Linked DNA regions of Homo sapiens: region 2 is linked to region 1. Evidence: chromatin loops called from intact Hi-C (ENCODE). Cell type or tissue: IMR-90. All regions are shown on one strand. Each heading gives the region's core, and the rest is flanking DNA. Links, peaks and the distances in the headings are about the cores only.

The links. A loop is a pair of places that touch in the nucleus more often than their neighbours do. Peaks named below come from ENCODE experiments on the same cell type or tissue, not always from the same donor. Only the 100,000 strongest peaks of a DNase experiment are listed, where the experiment ranks them.
Region 2: a loop joins it to region 1, with 1.9 times the contacts of the local background. A loop is called at or near these places in 8 of 110 quality-filtered maps.

Annotation. Positions count from the first base shown.
Region 1 is chr7:134,821,883-134,832,663 of GRCh38, reverse strand. All of the region lies in intron 1 of CALD1 (caldesmon 1), which reads right to left. LOC124901750 (a long non-coding RNA gene) reads left to right here. Exons shown (of 2, transcript XR_007060537.1): 1 at 1-10,781. Among named protein-coding and RNA genes, the nearest start is that of CALD1, 48 kb to the right of the region's middle. In IMR-90, for the core only: no CTCF peak of the experiment used is centred there; a DNase peak (open chromatin) is centred at 6,353.
Region 2 is chr7:134,885,950-134,896,730 of GRCh38, reverse strand. All of the region lies in intron 3 of CALD1 (caldesmon 1), which reads right to left. Among named protein-coding and RNA genes, the nearest start is that of AGBL3, 95 kb to the left of the region's middle. In IMR-90, for the core only: no CTCF peak of the experiment used is centred there; DNase peaks (open chromatin) are centred at 4,910 and 5,290; H3K4me3 peaks cover 1,370 bases; H3K27ac peaks cover 2,223 bases.

The DNA.
Region 1 (10,781 bases), core at 5,369-7,868:
GTGGCTTAAAAGAAAAACTCAGATATGAAAATCAAAACTGCCCTTATTATGTTCTTAGGCTGTTTGAACCCAAACAAGGGAAATCCAGGAGTGTGGGAACTTGATCATAAGATCCATGAATAAGCAATCACATTTTCACACAACTTTATACCCCACAGTATCTCAGGCAGCACTTGACAATTATTCATTGCTGGTTTTCCAGACTGCTTTTATTTCTATTTCACTCTACTGAAAAAGGTCCCAAATTGTTACAGGTAGTCAGTCATGAGCAGGGAGCAGGAGAGGGCTCTCCCACCACCCACTAGAAATGTCAGGTGATGGTTTGGCAATTATCCCTTTGCCTCTCTAAAAATGATAATTCACAGCAGCCAGAAAGAGACAATCTCCTGATGGTCCATACCTGTTAACATTTAAAAGTGTTAACTGAGTGCAGACCCCAGAGAGAAACAGCTTTCTGGAAATGCATATTAAGAGACAAAAATGACGAAGTAAGATCTCCTGGGTACTCTCTGCTGGAAGAAGGAAGAAAGCCTCAGATGGGCATGTGTATAACTCCCTAAATACACTGCGCGTGCGCATTTCTCAAGCGTAAGAAGGGCTGTGCGCATGCCCACCCTACGGAAGACGCATGGGGAAAAGACGGGCTTATAAAAGTCCTAGGATCACGGTTATACGGGACACTCGACCTTCTCTCTTTAACACTCACGTGCCTGCTTGGATGTCTTCCAAGCGCGCCTTTCTTTCCTGTTCTAAAGCCTTTTAAAATAAACTTCCACTCTTGCTCTGAAACTTGCCTCTATCTCTTTTTCTGCTTTACACGCCCCTCAGTTGAATTCTTTCTTCTGAGGAGGCAAGGACTGAAGTTGCTGTGGACCCCTACAGATTCGCCGCCGGTAACTCGCAGATAACTCGGATCTCTTCCACTAACAAAAATCATCAAATCTCTAGAAGTTATGCCATCTCTGAGTGCTATATAGATATACATTTTATTATAGAAAGTATACAAATATGCATTTTATTATAGAAAATACAGAAATTATGCAGAGACCGGGTGCGGTGGCTCATGCCTGTAATCCCAACACTTTGGGAGGCCGAGGTGGGCAGATCACGAGGTCAGGAGTTCAAGACCAGCCTGGCCAAGATGGTGAAACCCCATCTCTACTAAAAATACAAAAAAATTAGCCAGGCGTTGTGGTGGGCACCTGTAATCCCAGCTACTCGGGAGGCTGAGGCAGAGAATTTCTTGAACCTAGGAGGCGGAGGTTGCAGTGAGCCGAGATCGCGCCACTGCACTCCAACCCGGGCAACAGAGGAAGACTCCGTCTCAAAAAAAAAGAAAGAAATTATGCAGAAAATAATTCTAAAGTCTCTTTTCATCCTTCCCACCCTGAGATTACTTTAAAGTTTCAATATATTTCCTTCCAGTCTTTTTTTTCAACAAAGGTAAGATTCTATTTTAAAAACAAATGTGATGTTATGCACTCAATTTTTTCACTTATTATATTATACATATTTTTTACACAATTTTTAAAACATGATAACTTTACAGTTATATGTAATCATTCCCTTATCACTGGACACTGAGAGTATTTCAGGTTTGGGCTATTATAAGTAGTGCTGTGATGGACATTCTTGTACATAAATCTTGATCACTAAATCTCTACCACTTTGTTTTTGCATTGCTAAGTAATGTAGAGCTTAGTACTCTATCAGCGGCTCTCAGGGGAATCAAACTGATCATAATTTTCTTTCTGTGAACTCTTCTTGTTTCCACATACACCACTGGAGAAGTTGGAATATTTGTAGTTGAGTTACAGTAAATAACAGGAAGACAAAATGGTAAAGACTTCTATTGTCATTATTCACTGCCAAGATTATAGAAGCACCAAAAAAAATATATTGCCTTTAAAAATCTGGTTTGAGATCATATCCTTCTCAGGGACATGGATGGAGTTGGTGGCCATTATCCTTAGCAAACTAACGCAGGAACAGAAAACTAAATACTGCTTGTTCTCACTTATAAGTGGGAGTTAAATGATGAGAACACATGGACACATAGAGGGGAACAACACACACTGGGGCCTATTGGAGGGTTGAGGGTGGGAGGGGAGAGAGGATTAGGAAAAATAACTAATGGGTACTAGGCTTAATACCTGGGTGATGAAATAATCTGTATAACAAACCCCCGTGACACACATTTACCTGTGTAACAAACCTGCACATCCTGCACATGTAGCCCTGAGCTTAAAAATTAAAAAAAAAATAAAGATCTAATTTTTAAGATTGACTGATGCCTTGATAAATGAGATAATTCAAAGGTGTAGCAAATTAAATTATTAAAATCAACTGCATTATATTTGGACACACACAGAGGAAGGGTGAAGAAAGAATAAATTCTACGAGTGAGATAACACACATCATAGTAGAGCCTCTGGTGGTTTGAGAAAGCCTGTTAAGGAAATATCAACAGTGGATTTAATGCTTAGGGTGCAAGCATTCTGAAGATGGGTGTTAAGCTTTATACTTTTGTTTCCTCTCTATAACTCACAAAAAGTTCCACCACTACTCCCTGGCCCCTTTTTTTTTTCCTCAGCAAACAGGACAGAATTGAACACAGTCCTTGTTTCCCAAGTTTTTCCCATCTTAGCAAATGACACCAATATTTACCTGGTTGCTTAAGCTCCGGACTTGGGAATCATTTCATACACTTCCTCCTTCCTCATCTACCGTTACTCCCTCTACAGTAAATTACTAAATCCAGGTGATTCTCCCTTCAGGATATTTGCCTAAAATGGTTCATTTATCTTCATTATTGTTGCTGTCACTCAAATCCAAGCCACCATCATCTCATCTGGACTCTTCCTCCCAACTGGTCTTTCTGTTCTATCTTCCAGCCATCTGCAAACAATTACCCTTTTAAAAACATAAATCTAATCATGTCACTCCCATGCTTAAAACATTTCAGTAGCTTCATAGTGCATCTAGAATACAGATCCAACTCTTCCCATGGCCTACAATGTCGTGTATAATCTAGCTCAGCCTGCCTCTCCAGCTTCCTCTTGTGCCTCTCTCTTTTGTGATCCAGTCACACAAGCTTGCTTTCAATTTCTTGCATGGATCTAGAGCTTACTGGCCACAGAGACCAGAAATGAGTCCCTCACCATTACCTAATGACAAAGGCATACTTCTTACTTGGATAATTCTTAACCTTTCTTAAACCCACAAAGTCAAAGTTGGAATAGTACTAAATAATTGCAACACCCTGAAAACACCAATTTTTGTGTTACAGTACAATCAGATGATAACGTTTTCACGTATCCTATCCATTTATTGCCAAGGTATTGTAAATTAAAATTTGTTGCATTAGACATAGAGTTTTAAGATGTTACTTCCACGTCATTCTCTGTTGTAAGTCTCTGCTCTTTGTCTTCATGTACAATCACAATTTGCAATGATATTTATGTTTGGTTACTTATGTATTTAATATCTGTCTTTTCTACTAGACTGAAATCTCCATGAGGATGTATTTATTGTGTTTACTAATGATTCCTCAGCACTTTGCAGTTGCCTGCCATTTAGTAGTCACTCAATAAATATACATGGAATGAATGAATGGCCAACATGTATCTTGAAATAAAAATATTTCAAAAGAGTATCTAATGATAAGATGGGGGGGGAGCTTTATAGATTTATCATCTATTTGCAAAGATGAGAATAAGAGCTCCTAATTAAGAGCTTGGCACTTGCTAAGTGCTCAATATTCTGAATAAAAGAATGAATATATAGATGAATAATTATTAGCTGTCAAAGCAGAATATGATAAATCTAAATGAAAAGCAGATAACTGTATCAGAGCAACCAGGGGCAGACCTAAAAGCTATTTTCTCTGCTGCTACTTTTCTCCAAGTGTTGTAGTTTGAAAAACAGAAGGCTTATAATATGCTTTTTTGGTAATAGTTGAATCATGCATTATCTCATTGGATTTTCCTAAGAATCCTATGATATAGGTAGTATATCATCCCCCATTTGACAAACAATGAAATTAAGCCCAGTGTCTAGGATTACTCAGAATGTAGTGAATCCAGAGCTCAAATGCTGGGTTTCTAACCCACGAGATTAAGCAACGAGAACAACATTGGACAATTATGGAACAGATGATGCAGTTTTGTTCTGATTTCCTCTCCTATATCTGTGTTAAGGTTGGCTGGGCTTTTAAAAAATTGATTGAGTCTTTCAATAAGAAGCAAGCAAATACCCAAATCTCTCCAAGTCTTCCAGCTTAAAAATCTGACTTTGGTCTAGCTGCGATTCCGAATTCTTTTTGGATCAGTGAATTTTTATTTTTCTTTCCAGCCACATTTAAAAATATACTCTGAGCCACATTTGTCTCTATTGCTTTTAAACCAGTGAGAAAATGCTCTCAAGAAAACTGCCTTGGTGCAGAGGACCTACTCATACACCAGCCGCGATATTGGCTTATTTCCATATAACCTAATATGGTTAAGAAAATGTTTGACTGGAACAGAGTGAGGATTGCCAAACTTAACAACTTTTTAGTAAGAAAAGTGCCACAGAGTCCTCTGTTTAGACATAGTGTGATTTCAGTTCACATGCAGTGCTTATCTGTTCACATCAACGAAACCAAAGTTGTATTTCTATGCAGTAACAAAAGCCAGACACCTGCCCCCTTTGCCCAGTCACAGGCAAGATGAATAAATACAAGCTGCTCAGAAAGGCTCTTGGTGATAGTCTATTGAATATGTTGCCCTTGTTGGGTTATAAAAACTAAGTGACCTGGGGATATCCAATTCAGATTCTGTAGACGGTCCTGAGTTTGTGTTAAATCCGGTAGCTTTAAACAGAAGAATGAATGAAAAAAGTCATCTCTATCTGAACCTCAGTCCATCGTGGACCCTCCATCACCTTCCCCAAATAACACCTTTGACTGACATTTCTGTTTATTCTGACTCTCAGCACTCTGATAAATTTGGAATATCATGTGATGTGATATGGTCCTCACTCTTTCCTGTGCCTGGGCCATTGCCGTTGTCATCTGGCCAAGTCCAGAAAGGCTTTTAAAGTCAGGCAGATCTGGGTTTGAATTCTGGATTGTGCCACTTTCTTACTGGATGACTTTGGCAAATTGTTTATTTGCTCCATTGAAAAGTGGAGAATGCCTACCTTGCATGGTTGTTGTGAGAGGGAAATGGGGTAACGTGTATAACAGTATAGAACCTGGTATGGAGAAAAAGCTCAGCAAATGGCAAAAAATGCCCATTTTCTGTTTTTACTCTCTTCCTAATCTTACTACATTCTGGAAAATAGTGCTGGATTCATTTTCCCAACTAAGAATGTAGCAAATGAATACCCATTGGCTCCTGACATTGTCCTGGTCCACTGAGATAGGGAGATCTGCCTAAGATTTCAGCCTGGGCCAAGTTAAAGAAAAACTAATGTCAAAACTTCTATTGCTTCTTAGAGTTACTAAGGGCATAAGCCCAGGGTAGATAACTATTGTATTTTGTTTACATAAATATCCTGACCTTGCTTTGTGGTTGTAAAAGTTGAATGGCCCTGTCCACTCCAAAATCACATGGGAGAGAATTAAGGCAAAGAGCTAAAGAGTTAATTTTTTTCTCAAATTAAAATATTTAATTTTGAGCTGTGATCCAGTGTGGGCTGCATTTTAATGCCCTTCTATCACCATAAACCATTCATCAAAGTCTGTTAAATGCAGCAGCTTTGTGGGAATGAAGAAAAAAAGAACTTTTCCATGCTCAGAGTTAAGCAGGTAGAGGTTGGACTGAGGAGGTAAATGGGTGACTGGAATTTGGAGCAGGAGGTGACAAAAATATAAGGCATCCCACCACCTTATCTCTTTCTTGGGGATTCTCAGAAATATTGAGATGGAGGCCCCAATTATTTTATTTGGATCTGAAATGAAAGAATAATCCAGGAACAATTTGGGCATATCCAGGTTTCATACTTAGGAACAATGAACCAACAATACAAAACCAATATTATCAGTAAAATGTCTGTTATCATGATAGTTTAGGGAATTCAGGCAACAGTGTTCGTGGTAAAAGACCTCAATTTTAAGTCATGGTGACACTACTAACTTGCTTTGTGACCTCAGGCAAGTCACAAACTCTGCAAATTGGGTCTCCTAAACTGTAAAAAGTTGAAGAATGGACTAGAAAAGCTCCGGTGTGTGTTGATTAGGTGGGCTGGAGTACTTAGGAGATGCTTCAGGAAGATGATTGGCACTTAAAGAGTTAAGATTTGGATAACTAGAAAGGAGGTGTGAGAATATTTCAAACATGACGAAGGAGCAACATCAGCAGAACAGAAATACATCAGTTGTGGTCATGGGCAGCTGTGCTCGTGGGTGAGTACATTCAAAAGCCTGCCTGGGAGGGTGGGAGAAAGCAGGAATGTTGACCGGGTCCTTGGATATCAGTTTTGTACTTTATTCTTTGGAGCAGACAATAGAATAATAAAATTATCCTTATATAGAGAATTTAAAAATGCTAGTTTTGTTCACCCCTCTTTAATTTAAAATTTTTAAAGTAAACAGTAGTTTGGGGAGATTTTGAGACTAAGTTTTTTTTATATAAACAGTAGTTTGGGAAGATTTAAAATCAGTTTACAGGATGGAATGATACTTGAAAGGGCTAAACTAGAGTGTGTAGGTAAGTTTGGAGATTCTTGAAACCTGAATTAAGATGGTGTTGGTGAAACTGAAGGAAAACATAGCCTGAGACATTGAGAAATGTGCATGTATTTCTCCCCGGCATACCCAGGGCTCCTCTGGTCAGTCTGTACAGGGATCTACCCTCAGTTGCAATGCCCTGAGCTCTGACCCCTGGGTCTAAAAATTGAGCTATTAATGACCAATAAATCATTTGGGAGGTTAATCTACAGGAAGGGTCAAAACAATTTTTTATTGTAAGTATAAAATGACCTTGGGTTATTATGTGATGTAATATTTTACATTAATTGCATAATTGAATATAATTTTGCAGATTATACCAACCAACAATGAACTCTAAATGACTTCACCAAAAGGGAAATCTTCACATTTTTTCTGGGAAAATATACATAAGATATCTATAAATCCAAAAGTTAGAGTATAAAATTATCCTTATATAGAGAATTTTAAAATGCTAATTTTTCTCACCCCTCTTTAATGCTTAGATATTTTATAGCAATTTAAAGACCTTAAATTACCCTAATCACTTATAAAAATAAATGCTTGGAAAGAGGAAATCCAAACTTAAATTTATAGTTAACAAAGCAAATTTATTTTAATGCGGGTACATTACATTCTCTTAACAACTCTGCCCTGGAATGAGACAGAGCTGGAAGTGAAGTTCAGGTCTACCCAAATGTATGACTCCATCTGTTTTCTAATAAACTTGGCCATCATCTTATAAATGTTAATTACCTTACCCCTTTTCCCATGCTCCTTTTCCTATCCCCCTTTCTCCCCACTTTATCTAAATCTTAAAGCTTTGAAGTGATCATTTTAGGTCAAATAATAGAAAAACCTCTTTCCATTATAAGTATTAAACACTTGGAATCTATTACTTTCAATGCTGGTACCATGATAAAAATGTGCATAGGTTCAAGAGTAGTTTAGAGATGTTACTGCATAATAGATATTTAAAAGCCTCTGAAGGAAAGGTAGTATTCTTAAAGTCTCAGAGAATAACACAAATTCCAACAACAGTCTCTTCTTGCCATCATCAGAGACATCAGGCCCTGGAGCTCAGATCTGACCAAGTGACGTATATCTCTAGTTCTAATATTCTTTAACAGCGTAATATAATGGGTGTCAAATATTCTTTTAACCCTTCTGTTGAGAAGTTATCATCACAATAGAAAATGAAAAAAAGCAGAAAACTCCGTATGTACAATTGAGGGGGAACTGGGAAAAAATTACATTTATTGTAGGCCAATTGTGTATCAAATGCCACAGTATCTATTTAATGTCCCAAACATAGCACAAGGTCAGTGTTTGTTCTCTCCATTTATAGAAAAGAAAAATGAGGCTTGAAAGGTTAAGAGAAACTTTTCAAGCATCAGATAGAGGTGGAAGAGTTGAAGCTAGAATGCAGATCTTAACCAATCCTTCCACCACTCCAAAGAGAAACTCTTATTAAAGAAGAAGAGGAAGAAGAAGAAGAAGGAGAAGGAGAAGAAGGAGAAGAAGGAGGAGGAGGAAAGAAAAGTAAAGATTGTCCAGTCATACAATTATTTCATTCACTGTTGTTTGAATAGAGCAATTGATATCTTAAATCAATCTGATCAACTGCACAAAAATGGTTGGATTATTTAGAAGATTTGATTGAAAACCAGTTGTTTCAGCGGTCATGTGTAGACCTGGACTTAATAAATGACCACCTTTGAGTCCCCCAGCTGAAAGAGAACAAAAGAACCCAGAGGCAAATCAATGGCAAATTGCCACCCCAAACAAATTGCAGTATGTAAGTTCTGAAACTTGAATTACCCTTCAAGGATTAAAGTTCAAGACTGTGAAAAATTAAAAATGTTGCCTAGCCTAGGAAATAGCATATGAATCAAAAATCTCATTAGTAAGCTTAATGGCACTCCTAATCTTCTACTTTCATGACATCTAAACTGTTTTGTTATTCTTAATGGACCAAATCCCCCTTCTGGTAATGTTCTGAAAATTCTATTTTTGTGGCAATTTAAAAAATCATATGGCATGTTCTTTATATTTGGTTTATGTAGGAGTTAAGACCACTTCAAACATACTTTTCTTTCTTTGTCAGATGGCTATTTAATATTGTGTCATTCACTTGTTGAAATAAAAGTAAGTTAATCTGCAGAAATACATGAACACCCCAAAAGGATTGAATTGTATGTTTGAGAAATGATATATTTTTTTCAAAGTCAGACATCAAAGGCTCCATATTCCAGAAAGTTTATTTTGAGAAGCTTCAGTCAAAACAGTTTGGGAACTATGAAATGAGTCATTTTTTCTTGAAGAAATGTAACTTTGTCTATTCCCACTGCATTTTTGGTTTGGTAGGAGACATCTTTATTCCACAGGATTTTAAAAGCATGTTTAAGATTCCATAGGTTTAGTATTACATCACTAATGGTTCCTAATGAGATCCAGGCAATAGCAAGACGGGGGGAAAAGAACACACAAAGGCTGAATTCTACAACACCAAGCACCATGTAAAATGTGGAAAAATCTCCATGCTTTATCTATTGCTGAAGCTATCTGGATAAAAAGGGGGCAATTCATATTCAATCAACCAGACATGTGGATGACATGATACCCAATGTTTGGCTCTTCACAACCAGTCATCTAACAGGCTGAATTCTTTACTTTTCACGCAGATGTTTGCTGCCCTGTGGGTACGGTCAAAATGAACCATGTAAATATCGAGATATTTTATTCATCCCATTCAGTGCTTCGGGCCTTAGCTACTTGTTTGGCTTTGTTCTCATAGGCATCTTTTAGATGAAAATTACAGAAATTTTCCTTTTGAGATGATATGTACGTACATATAGAGGCATACATCTTCCCCAAGCTTCCAGCAATTTTGCATTTTAAGGGGGCATGTGGAGGGACAGGTGGGGTGGGCAGGGTGACCCACGGAGAAGTCATTTTTCTACAGACCTATTCACCAATTTCATCTTAAGGCAATTCCACATTGTTGACTTGAGTACAGAGCTTCTACATGTAAAGTACTAAACTAGTTACAGTGGAGAGGCAGGGATAAATTAAAGCATAGTTTCTGCTTTCAAGGAACACATGATCTAGCCAGGGAGATAGAGGCAACTAACTATATCGCCAAATAGAACATAGAGTGTAGAAATATAATAGAAAAATGCAATGAATGAAAACCATACTTAATTCTCTTCAAATGAAGTAGAATAAGTTGTCTGAAGATTTGGGGAGGAAGTTTGAAAAGGAGATGGTAAGATGAGAGGTTTTAGAAATTTAAAATATTTTTATACAAGGAAGTATCAATGCCTTATTTACAGTGAGTGTTAGCATTCACTCAGAAAACAACTACAGAATATGTTTGAGATTCCAGGATTATGTTAGACAAGTTAGTATTTTTTTAACAAATGCATAACTTATTAAATTTTGTCGTTTCTTATGAAAAATCACTATATTCTGAATTCAACTGAAGAATAAAATTTGTAGATAGATACAAATGTCTTTCTTGTTTGACAAGTGAACTGATCAATTCATATCTTGTTCAGACAAGATATGATTCTAGAAATTCTAGAAAGTTTCCCTTCATCCCATTTACTCATTATCATTCACCAAATAAAGCAGAAATAACATTTTCTCACACATCTGGTAAACCTCTTTTGGGCCTAGGCATTGGCCCAAATAAAAGATAGCCAGCAGTCCCTCATGAAACAGAAAATTCTAGAAATAAAAATGTCTGATTTCTCTTCAATATATAACCTTAACTTAGCAAGCAGTCTCGTGCCCAAGATAATATAGACCTGTCCAAGGGTTGGCACTGTCTCCAAGAATTGGGTGATGTGCCACAAAGTTGTCAGCTGTTTTGTGATTTTAGACTCAATAGTTTTATTGAGACTTACCCCTATAAGTTTCTGGCCAACAAGAGAGGTCGGTGTGCCACAATTGAACGAATGCTTTAAAGAATTAATTGTTAAACCTTTGAAAGAAAAAAGGAAATCATAGATAGAAATGAAGAGAGAGAGAGTCAACTATCTCTCTCTATAAACATCTATCTCTTTTATTAAAATGTTGTTGACTC
Region 2 (10,781 bases), core at 3,772-6,271, 66 kb before region 1:
ATAGGCAGGGCTCATTTCAAGGATCAATAGATCAAAGGTAAGGAGAGGGAAAAACGCAGACAGCAATGCAAATTGCTGTTCAATAGGTTTGAAAGGCTTGTGGCCACCAGGTATTGAACCAGTGTGAGTGTGGGTGGGCTGGCCATTTGTAGAGAAGACACATATACAGAAGGTCAAGACCACCTCCATAATCACCACTGCTCGTGCAGTGCTGCAATATCTTGTATAGAAGAGTACCCAATACATGCAAAGCACAGTGACCTATTTCTCTGCCATTCTTTTTTATTTTTAATCTATAAACAGCAGTAGCAATTTTATCCATAACCAGATAAAGGGTCCAGATCATTTGAAACCTTTCTTTGAACCAAAAAGTAGACAAATTGGTCAGTGTTAGAAATGCAAAATGCTTGTTTCCCAGTGCCACAAAGAAATAGCACTGGAACATAAATGCAATTTTCTCAGAAAGGCAAAATTTACTTTCTGCAGAAAGGGTGCCCCTCGAAGATGGAACAATGGCGAGAGCACACCTGGACAGGGGAGGGGCAGGAGTTCTTATTCCTGATGCAGGCGGCCCCTACTGCTGTGTTGTTCCCTATTGGCTAGGGTTGGACCACACAGTCTAAGCCAGTTCCGACTGGCTATTTTAAAGAGGGCAGGGATATGAGCCAGAGTGGCAGGGTGAGTAGTTTGGCGGGAAGGATGGTTAGAAACAGGTAACCAAAGGTGACTTAGGTCAGAGCAGGTGACCAGGGGTGATTCAGGTCAAAGCACGTGACCAGGATGAGACAGGACAGAGCAGGTGACCAGGGGAACAGATGTGAACCTACTGAATAGGACTGGTGGGAAAGTTGTTTACTGAAACTAGAAGCAAGTGGGCAGAGAGAACCAGGAAGTTAAACTTTGAAATCAAGAATTAAAAAATAAGAAAGCTGAACATACTGACATACTGATTCTTTGAAGAGAAACTGGAAGTTCACTATATTTAACACTTTGGCCTACAAACCAATAGTCACAAAATGTAAGTGCCCATTACTTTGTAGGAGAGAAGGCCTCTCTCACCAGATTGTTGATTTTTACTTTGAACGTAATTCTAACAAATGGGTGTCCTGTTACTCTTGGCTACAGCAGAACAGGGAGCGGGACCATGACAGGCAGATGCATTAATAGGTATTAGAAGAGATTTAAAAGCATCAATATTATGTGATGGAAGACATCACATAATAACTGGACCCATTTTTGGATGGGAGTCTTATCCCCTGAGGTATCACTGTTTTACAGCATGATTAAAAAACTATGTTCATAAGGACAGCTCCTAGCAATTTGAAAATGTTTTAAATGTGTTGTAATATCTGCTTTAATGAAGGCAAAGAGTTTCCACTAAATACATACACACACACACACACACACACACACACACACACACACACACACATACATATATAAAACCAAATTTAGCATCCTGGATAATTATAATGCTACATTTCCTGATAACATTGAATAAGCCAGGCATTCCTAAACTTTTGACAAATCTCAATATTCTTATGTTTATTTCCTTTGTCATTTCTGCAGAATCTTTAAAAATTGTGCCAATTATTTATTTATTTATTTATTTATTTATTTATTTATTTATTTATTTCCCAGCACTGTTTTGGATTCAGTTCCCTCAGAAAACAGTGGGATGAACTAAATAATTTCCTACGTTTCCTTGACTCCATGATTTTACAATTTACATACCCTTCCATGTTTGTTACAAAATGTAACACACACAAAAAACTTTTAACTTTCAGCTGCAAGATATATAAAAGCACACTTCTCTATAAGAAAAATAACCCTTTATGGACTAAAACAAATATTTACAGGAAACCCCAAATCTTGTTGCAAGTAAACTTCCTTAGGCTTTGGGAAAATGATAAAAGTACCAGTGAAAATATTAAACCGCAAGTGACAGAATCTCTCAGTGATCTTGGTAGGAACAAATTAAACATGCCTTGAAATCTAAATAACTGAACAACCATTCACGACTGCTCCTGAAAATAACATGGCCCTTGTGTAGGTCTTGGCATTCAGGAATTTTAACATGTCTCATTAAAAAATCACAGCCAATCTTGCTCTACAGGTGATGAAACAGAGATAAATTATCTGATGGAAATGCAAAGGAACTTAGAATTCATTTTGTTGAGCACCTGTTTTAGCATTTAACCTAGTACGTCTAGCAAAGCAAAAGGAGTGAAGGCTTTGTGTGTTCAAACGGTTCAAATGAAAAAGGTAAACTAAGGGGAATTGAGTTTGATTTACTCAATAATAGGAAACTTAAAGAATATTTCTGGAGCATCAGCACTGTTCTGGATGCTGAAGCTTCAAAGATTCAAAATCATTCCTGCCCTCAAGTGAATTGCCATTTATTGGGAGGGAAGATAGCTATGTTCAACAATAACTTTATTGAAAGGAAATTAAATTTTGGTACCCCGAACGCATTTAGACAAACGGAAAAGTCAAGCCGGGAACTGGGTCACTCAAAGCCTTCCCCTTTTAGTTCCTAAATAAGATGGCTACAAGGTGAAAAGCTACACAAGCCTCCCCCATATTTTGTCCACAAGGACATTCCTAGAGAGCTGTTAAAACTTCACCATGGCAATGCAAATGGACAGCTTATCTTTATAGGTGCAGTCACCCTGGCCCACCAGACACAAATGCATATCTGAGTGTCGCCCTACCCCATTTTGTCTGTTATCATACGTAAAATGCAGATTCCCCGCATTTTTCCTCTGCCCCCTTTGTTTATGTGATCTTATGTACAAAACACAGATTCACTTAGATGAAAATTGTGTACTTCTCAATATCCCCACCCTTTCCCCTTTAAATCTGGAGCCCTCAAAATCATCTTCAGATAAAGGCATAGACCTATCTCCCAGGCACATCCTTAACTTTGGCAAGTAAACCTCCTAAAATGATTGAGACTTGCCTCGTCATTTTCCTCGATTGACGGTACAAAGCTAGTAATAGAAGGATGGGCAAAGGTTATTAGAGTGAGAGAAGTGAGGAATGAGGAAGGTTTACAGAGGAAGGGAGCATTTGATCAGGGCCTTGCAGAACAGAAAGGAGGTCAGAAACAGGAGGGTGAGGGTATTCCCTGTGTAGGGAATAGAATGAGTCAAGAAACAGTGGTGGCTTGTATATGCTGAGTTTGGGGAGCTGTGAGTGATCTTATTTCACCGGATCAGGTACTCCTATAGTTTTTACAAATCTCGACATCCCTGTGTGCATTTCTTTTGTCATTTCTGCAGAATCTGGTAAAATTATGCCCATCATTTATTTATTTCCCCACAATGTTTTTAACATTCTCCCTGGCGGAAGTCAGAATGGGAAGAAATAGTGAAGGCATGTTGTGGAGAAATTTGAATGCTGTAGTAAGGAGAATGGACTTTATCTTCATAGGTGGGGGCTGTAGGGGGCTGGATCAGAAAGGGGAGAGAGACAGAGGCCGAGGACCAGATGGCAGGCAATGACAACCATCCCGGTGAGAGGTAATAGCTGTTGAAATCCAGGAAATGGCAGAGTAAACAGAGAAGAGAGACACAGAGAAAGGAGACTGATAGAATCATAGGCATGAAGGAGTGGAAACAAGCCTCAGGACCATGAGTTGAGAGAGAGACAGCCAGCCAGACTGGGCTCTTTTCCTAGCATCCCACGCTCTATTGCTGATCAGCTGTGTGACCCTGGGCAAGCCCTTCCTGTGCCTCAGTTTCCTCATCTGAAATGAAGGCTTTCAATGAGATCAGTGGTTTCTGAACTATTCCATGGAGACCTAGGATTCCAAGGAAGTTTTGATGAAGAGGGTGGGGAGGTGGGGTAGAAGAGGGATGAGGAGAGGGGTAGAATTGTGCAGTGGGCTATGACTGCAGAGTAGAGCGAGGATGAGGAGCTCTAGATCCCAAACCTTTTCTTTAACCAGAACATCTCCTTTATACAATAGCGTTCCCCTTAAGATTAAATTTGATTTTTTAAAAAGTTTGATAAGCACTGGACTATACAGATAACGTCTAAAGTCCCTTTGAGCTCTCCCACGTGAATAACCAACCACACTTACGGAAACTAGCTCTCCAAGAGATCTGCTAATGTAATGGACATGGGTCTTGTTTTTAGGACCCTGATGAGTTTCTCTGTTTATTTGATTAACTGTTGCACAAACGCTGGAACAACTGGAACAACAATTGTCATGCTGAATCGGTGCCAAAACTCTCAAAAATGGAAAAGATTTACTGAAAGGCCATTTGGTGTTCTAATTCTTGTGCGGTACCTTTTCCCAAGACCCAGTAAGTTTTTCAAACCTCATAAACACCAGTGTGAAAACGGCCCTTTGCATGAGAGTACAAAGACATGGCTTTGCTACCGACTGTTGTCTGCTTTGGGGTAAGTTGAGTTGCCCCTCTGGTTTCTGTTTCCCTGCCTATTGAAAGACAGCATTGCACCAAAGAGTCTAAAGGCCTCCCTTCTGGCTTTAACATTCCAGGATTTCATGATCCTAAACCCTTGGAGTCCGTTATCTGAACAATTCCCTGATCAATAGCATATGCTCTGGGTCTTGTTCTGTCTTAGTCAGATGGTCAGTATATTGAGGGCTTTGGCTGTTTACTCTAAGGATTGGGCAATGTGTGCTTTAGCCAAAATCTCTGAGCCCTGCAAATGGATCATTCTGAACGGAGGGCTAAGGTCTAAATTAACAGCAGACCTTTAGAAACACAATGCTTTATGGATTGGTATTTGAAACGGAGAAACCCGTGCCTAGGTATAAACTCCTGGCAAATGGTCCACAAACCACCATTAAAATGGAAACGAGAAAAGCCAGCGAATCAGAGCAACCATGAAGTGGAAACCAGAAAGTTTCAGACAGGTCTGAAACTCACACACTCACTGCATTCCTTTCCTGCCTGGTGTCTCCTCCTCTCCCCTCCCACTCCCACATTTTTTTTTTTTTTTTTTTTTTTACAACAATTCGTTTGTTTTTTATAAAAAAAAAAAAGAAAGGAAAAAACCAAAGAGACGAAATGAGGACTCACTGGGAGAGCGCGGCCAGGCTGCGTCTTCCATGCGATCCGGATCCACCCAGCATGTCCGCAGTTGGGAAGGGGCGGCGGGGCAGAGAGATACGGAGACCTGGCCAGGCCGGGCGGTCAGGGCGTGGGCTGGGCCCGCGGAGGGGCCATGTGATCTGTGGCTGAAATGCACGGTGCAGGATGCTCCCGTGTTCTCCCTTTGTGTTAACACGTTGGTCTGTCCCTGTGACGAAAGTCTGGGCTTGTCCTCAGCCAAATCTACTCCTCCCAACCCGTTCCCTCCTCACAGGATCATCAGAGAGCTGATTGTTATTTTTTACTGTAATCTCTCTAATAGAAGCCCATCATGTTTAGCGATCAGAGAGCACTGATTGCTTCGGGAGTTCCAGAAATGTTATTGCTGGGTAGTCAGGGCCAGGATCTCCAGTAGTTTTCCTGATGAAGACTTTATATGCTTAACTACAAATAATTTTTCCAAGGTAAGTAACTGGTCAAAGGAAAAAGACACTGATGCATTTGCTCAGCCTTTTGGAAAATAGTTGATCATGGTATTACATGCATATACAACCTAATTCTGACAAGATCAACAGAAATCAGCCCACCAAAAAGTTCATCCGGGTGCAGTTCTCAGGCTCCCATTCTGAGCTCTGTTCTCAATTAGCATTGGTGTAGGTGGCTTCCAAAGCAAACAGTTCCCACTGAGAAATCAAATCTGAGAAACTCCTCTTATCCCTTTTATCCAGGGAAGGAGCATGACATAAAAATGCAAACCAAATGAAAAGGGATGAAGAGAGATGGCCCTGCTCAGTGATGGGCTGGATGGTTCAGCATGTTTGGTGCTCACACCTCTCCAAGAAATGTGGGCAAGAGCCCTCCTGAGAACATGTTGAAACAGCAGGCCCCGTCTGCACCCATGGTACTCTGCCAGTGATCTCATCAGCCAAGCTGGGCAATGGAACCTGGTCAGCAGCGGCTTGGAAAGCAGCCAAATCCCAGTTCCTGAGGAGGGGGTGGTGTTGATTCTGTCTGGAGATGACACTCCGTCTCAGCTTGACTTATGAATATGGTTCTTCATCTCTAATGAGCACTAAACAGACTGGTATTTGGGTACCAAGCTGCTCGTGGGACTGGCTTTCTGTCAAGTGAGAACAAATCCGATCTCCACAATGTAGAGTTAAGATTATTCTCTTGGTAAACAGCAGGAGAAGCAGTCAACTTCACACATTGAGAGCGCTTTCACGGAATGAAAGAGATCTTTGAGATCTGCGGCTTCATGTCACACGCAGACAAGGACACCAAAGCACAGAGCATTTAGACAACTCACCCAATGTCATGGAGCTGAACTGCATCTACTACTCTTGTGTTCAACTTAAAGTTTAATTGGGTTAGGTTAAGTGGTCTCCACTTTAGCTAGAACATTTTGGTTGTTTTCTTGCTTAAATACTATGCGGTCATCAGAGTCGTAGTTTATAGGCCAGGCGAGGTGGCTCATGCCTGTAATCCCAGCACTCGGGGAGGCTGAGGCAGGTGGATCAAGGTCAGGAGTTTGAGACCAGCCTGGCCAACATGGTGAAACCCCGTCTCTACTAAAAATACAAAAATTACCCGGGCTTGGTGGCAGGTGCCTGTAGTCCCAGCTACTTGGGAGGCTGCGGCAGGAGAATTGCTTGAACCCAGGAGGCGGAGGTTGCAGTGAGCTGAGATGGCGCCACTGCACTCCAACCTGAGCGACAGAGTGAGACTCCATCTCAAAAAACAAAAAACAAAACAAAACAAAAAATGAAGTCATAGTTTATAGAGTAAATACAGTTTAATAAACTTAAAGTTAATTATCTCTATATATCATTATGTATATATGCATTTAAATATCTCTGATTACACATATGATCACCGAACATATATTGATGAAAGTAGCACATAAGACACCCATAAAAGTAGAGATACATCTGCCTTCACACAAGAGGACTTAAATATACACTGACTTGTCCTGAGTTTCTCGCTCTAGAACTGAGACAGAAACATGTATCGAGGCATTCTGCTGCTTCTCTTTCTACCGAATTTTGCCCAATTAATTTTTTCCCTTCAATTACTTACAAAAGTCGGTGGTTTTCTATGGTAGGTGGAATAACGTTTCCCGCAAATCTCCAGAACCTGAGAACATGTTAATTTGCGTGGCAAAAGGGACCTTGTCGATATGATGAAATTAAAGGCATAGAGATGGGGAGAGCATCCTGGATTATCCAGGTGTGCTGGAATGAATCACATGGCTCTTTAAAATCAGAGACCCCTTTCCAGCTGTGGTTAGAGGAGCTTATCTGTCAGGGTGGGCAGACAGACTGGTGATGGCTTTGAAGATGGAGAGGGGGTCCAAGAGCCTGGGAATGTGACTTCCTCTAGAAGCTGGAAAAGGCAAGGAAATGGATTCTCCCCTGGAGCCTCCAGGAAGGAATACAGCCCTGCTGACACCTTGATGTTAGCCCAGTGAGACCTGTGCCAGACATCTAACCTATAGAACTGTACAGAATAAGTTGTGTCGTTTAAAGCCACCAAGTTTCTAGTTATTTGTCGCAGCCATGCGAGAAAGCTATCACCTCCTGATTCCCTCCTCCCCAGCCCCCCACGCCAATTCTGAGGTGACAGGTATGGTTTTGGCATATTCAGAATAGGTTCATAAAATGGAAAAACCTAGAAAAAAAAATTGTGGTTCTTTCTGGCCAGTATTCTCCATGGAGGAGAGCAAGAATTTAGTAGTCTTCCACTCATGTGCAGAATCCATGTACAGAAAGTGTGCTAATTGCCAGCTGTACACAGGATGTCCACCAGGCTATTTCCCTAATTGCCAAAAGAGGGAAAGGGAAACAGCGCGCACCCTCCTTTGTTATTAGGGGCATGCATTTGGGAAGCAGCTGTCTGTCTTCAGTTTGTGATAGTAAAACCCAGTGGTGTTATAGCTCATGCTACCTGGTAGGGTACTGACATGGGAAGAGTGAAGAGAGAAGTGAGTCTTGGACCTGGTTCAGACACTCTCTGGGAAGAGGAAGAACACAAAGGCCAATGAAAGACAGGCAACGCGGGAAGACGCATAGAGATAACAAGTGAATCATGAGCTGAGAGCAGGGCTGGGCTAGGCAAGTGCTTCCAAGAGTCCTCTGAGACCTGGTGCCTGGGGCTGGAGAGGCAAGGTAAGAGGATTGAGAAATAACAATCTAAAGGTTATTTGTGCACAGTGTTCTGGTCCTGCAGAGACCTACAGGCCTGTGTGCTTTCACTGCATAGCAGAGAATGGTACCCAGTGTCCAGCTGCCAGAACTGGTGTCTCTGAGAAGTGAACTAATGACTATTCATTGGCACCATGAACAAGTGGGCCAGTCATCCTTCAGCAAGATAATAGGTATCATGAATTTGATGATGCTTCAGGACTCTTACTAGGAAAAATGAAAGTCTGGGCCATTCTGAGATTACTCATAGTATCCTTTGTTTCTGGACACTTTATTGTTTAATTTTTCATCAAAGAGATTCTGGGCTGGGAAGGTTTGAGGGAGGTCAGACTGTAATAGAAAGGAACAGCTCCCACCACAGGGTGGTCCTTTATTAAGAAAATATGATTTTTTAAAAATAACTTTACTTCATGGAGGTGGGAGACCGGACCACAAGATCTGTTCCAGACTTTAGAGTCTGCAGCAGTTGTTTAAGAACAGCTTCTACCTTGAAACAATTCCCTAGGGAAGAGAGGTATGTGGGAAGTGCTGTGCATATGCCCTAATGCGCTTATGACACACATGCACACACATACACACACATACAGACACACATGCACACACAGGCACACACACATACACGAATGCATGCATATGCACACATGCACACACATACACATGCGCACACATACACATGCACACACATACACACGCAGGCACATAGAGACACACATGCACACACAGGCAAACACATATACGCATGCATGCATATGCACACATGCACATACACATACACACACATGCATGCATACGCACACATGCACACACATACAGACATGCATGTACACACAGGCACACACATATACACGCATGCATGCATACGCACACATGCACACACATAACATGCACAGAGCCATTCACTTACTATGGAAACACATAAACCTAAGGGAAATCTACCACTAGGGAGGCAACAGTTCGAGTAGTACAAAGGGGACGTTTGAAAAGGCTGTTGGAGATAAATTTTCTTATGAAGAAATTCATAGGCTCTGTACTCTTAGAACTAGGCAAAAAATCTTGCCTAGACAGCTGTTCCCCCACCCCAAGGTGAACAGGAATGTAGGTAAAGGAGTTTACATATTCAAAGGCAGCATCTCTTTCCTCCTTTCTGTTGGCCTCTCATAGTTTTCCCCTCATAGACGACGGCATCTCCCATCCCCTGCCCCTGCCATGGCGTTGAACGTGTTCACTTAAACTATATTGCTCTGTCATGTCCTGTGATCTTGAATGCAGGAGCTGCTGTGGAAAAATCACAGTTTACTCCTCATCCTAGTCTTCCAGTGGTTCTTCACCAGCGTCTTCATGGCCTGTGCTGATACACGTTTCTTAATTATTCTTTGCCTCATCTGTCTCTAGGCCTGTAATAGGGGCTTGGGTTGTGACACTGTCTTATTGCCCTTATAATGGTGAGCATGTAGTTTTATTTTGTCCCAGCACATTCCTTTTTGCTTTGCTTCGCGTAGCACTATTGGAATGTTTACTACAAGCAAGTCATTGCACTAAGTGCTGTGGGGGATGCAAAGATAAGAAGGGCAGTCCTAAAGGGAGATAAGACATGTATACAAAAATTCTATTATAAGACAGAAAGTGAACAGTACTCTGAAAGCAGTAGAGCTAAAGAACTATACTTCAGTAGGTGACATCCTGTGATCAAGGTCCCAGTGTTTAATCACTCTCACGCTCAATTTATCCTGTTATCGAACTAGATTTCCTGTTGCTGAAATAGAAACCTACTTATCTCTAGGAGGGCCACAGGTATTAAGTCATCCTTTAGTCTCGTCTTTTCTAGGCTAGACGCCAATGCCTATTTTCCATCCTTTTAATATCAGCCTGACTATAACAACTCTTCAAACGGGAAACCAAAATTGGACATAATAAAAGCTGACCAAGGCCTGGCTGAAGTCCCAGTGCTTCCTGCCACGTTCCTGTTAACACATCCTAACATCATTTTCACATTGATAATAGCATCTCTTAGAGAGATCATTCATTCAGTTTTGTGCTATATCCAGGGTTTTTGCTTTTTCTTTTTTCTTCTCCAAATGAATTGCTTTGTAAGTCCTATGCCCACTCTTACTCCTTTTGCTTCTCTGAATTCTAGTGGTTCTTTAAGAACCAGTTCCAGGCCTTACCTCTATGAAGTCTTCCTGGATTTGACTTTATTTCTTTCTAATTTATCTTGTTAGGGAGAGAGAGACCAGAAAGCTTGAGCCCACTCTTGTTTGCATGTTATTTGGGAAATAATTATGTTGCAATGTATGAGTCAGCTCCTCCAGCCAACTTGCTGTGAGACTCCCTGTTTCTGTTTAAACTGTCTTGCACCAATTACTTAGGCCGACTCTCTAAGCTCTTTTTAAAATCCAGGGTTTTTTAAACAACTGGACTATTTTCTTTTCCTGAAAAGTTTCTATCTGAAAAGGATCATGCCTCTAACTCCTTTCTGCCCTCCAACTTGAAACATATCTTTAAAACAATA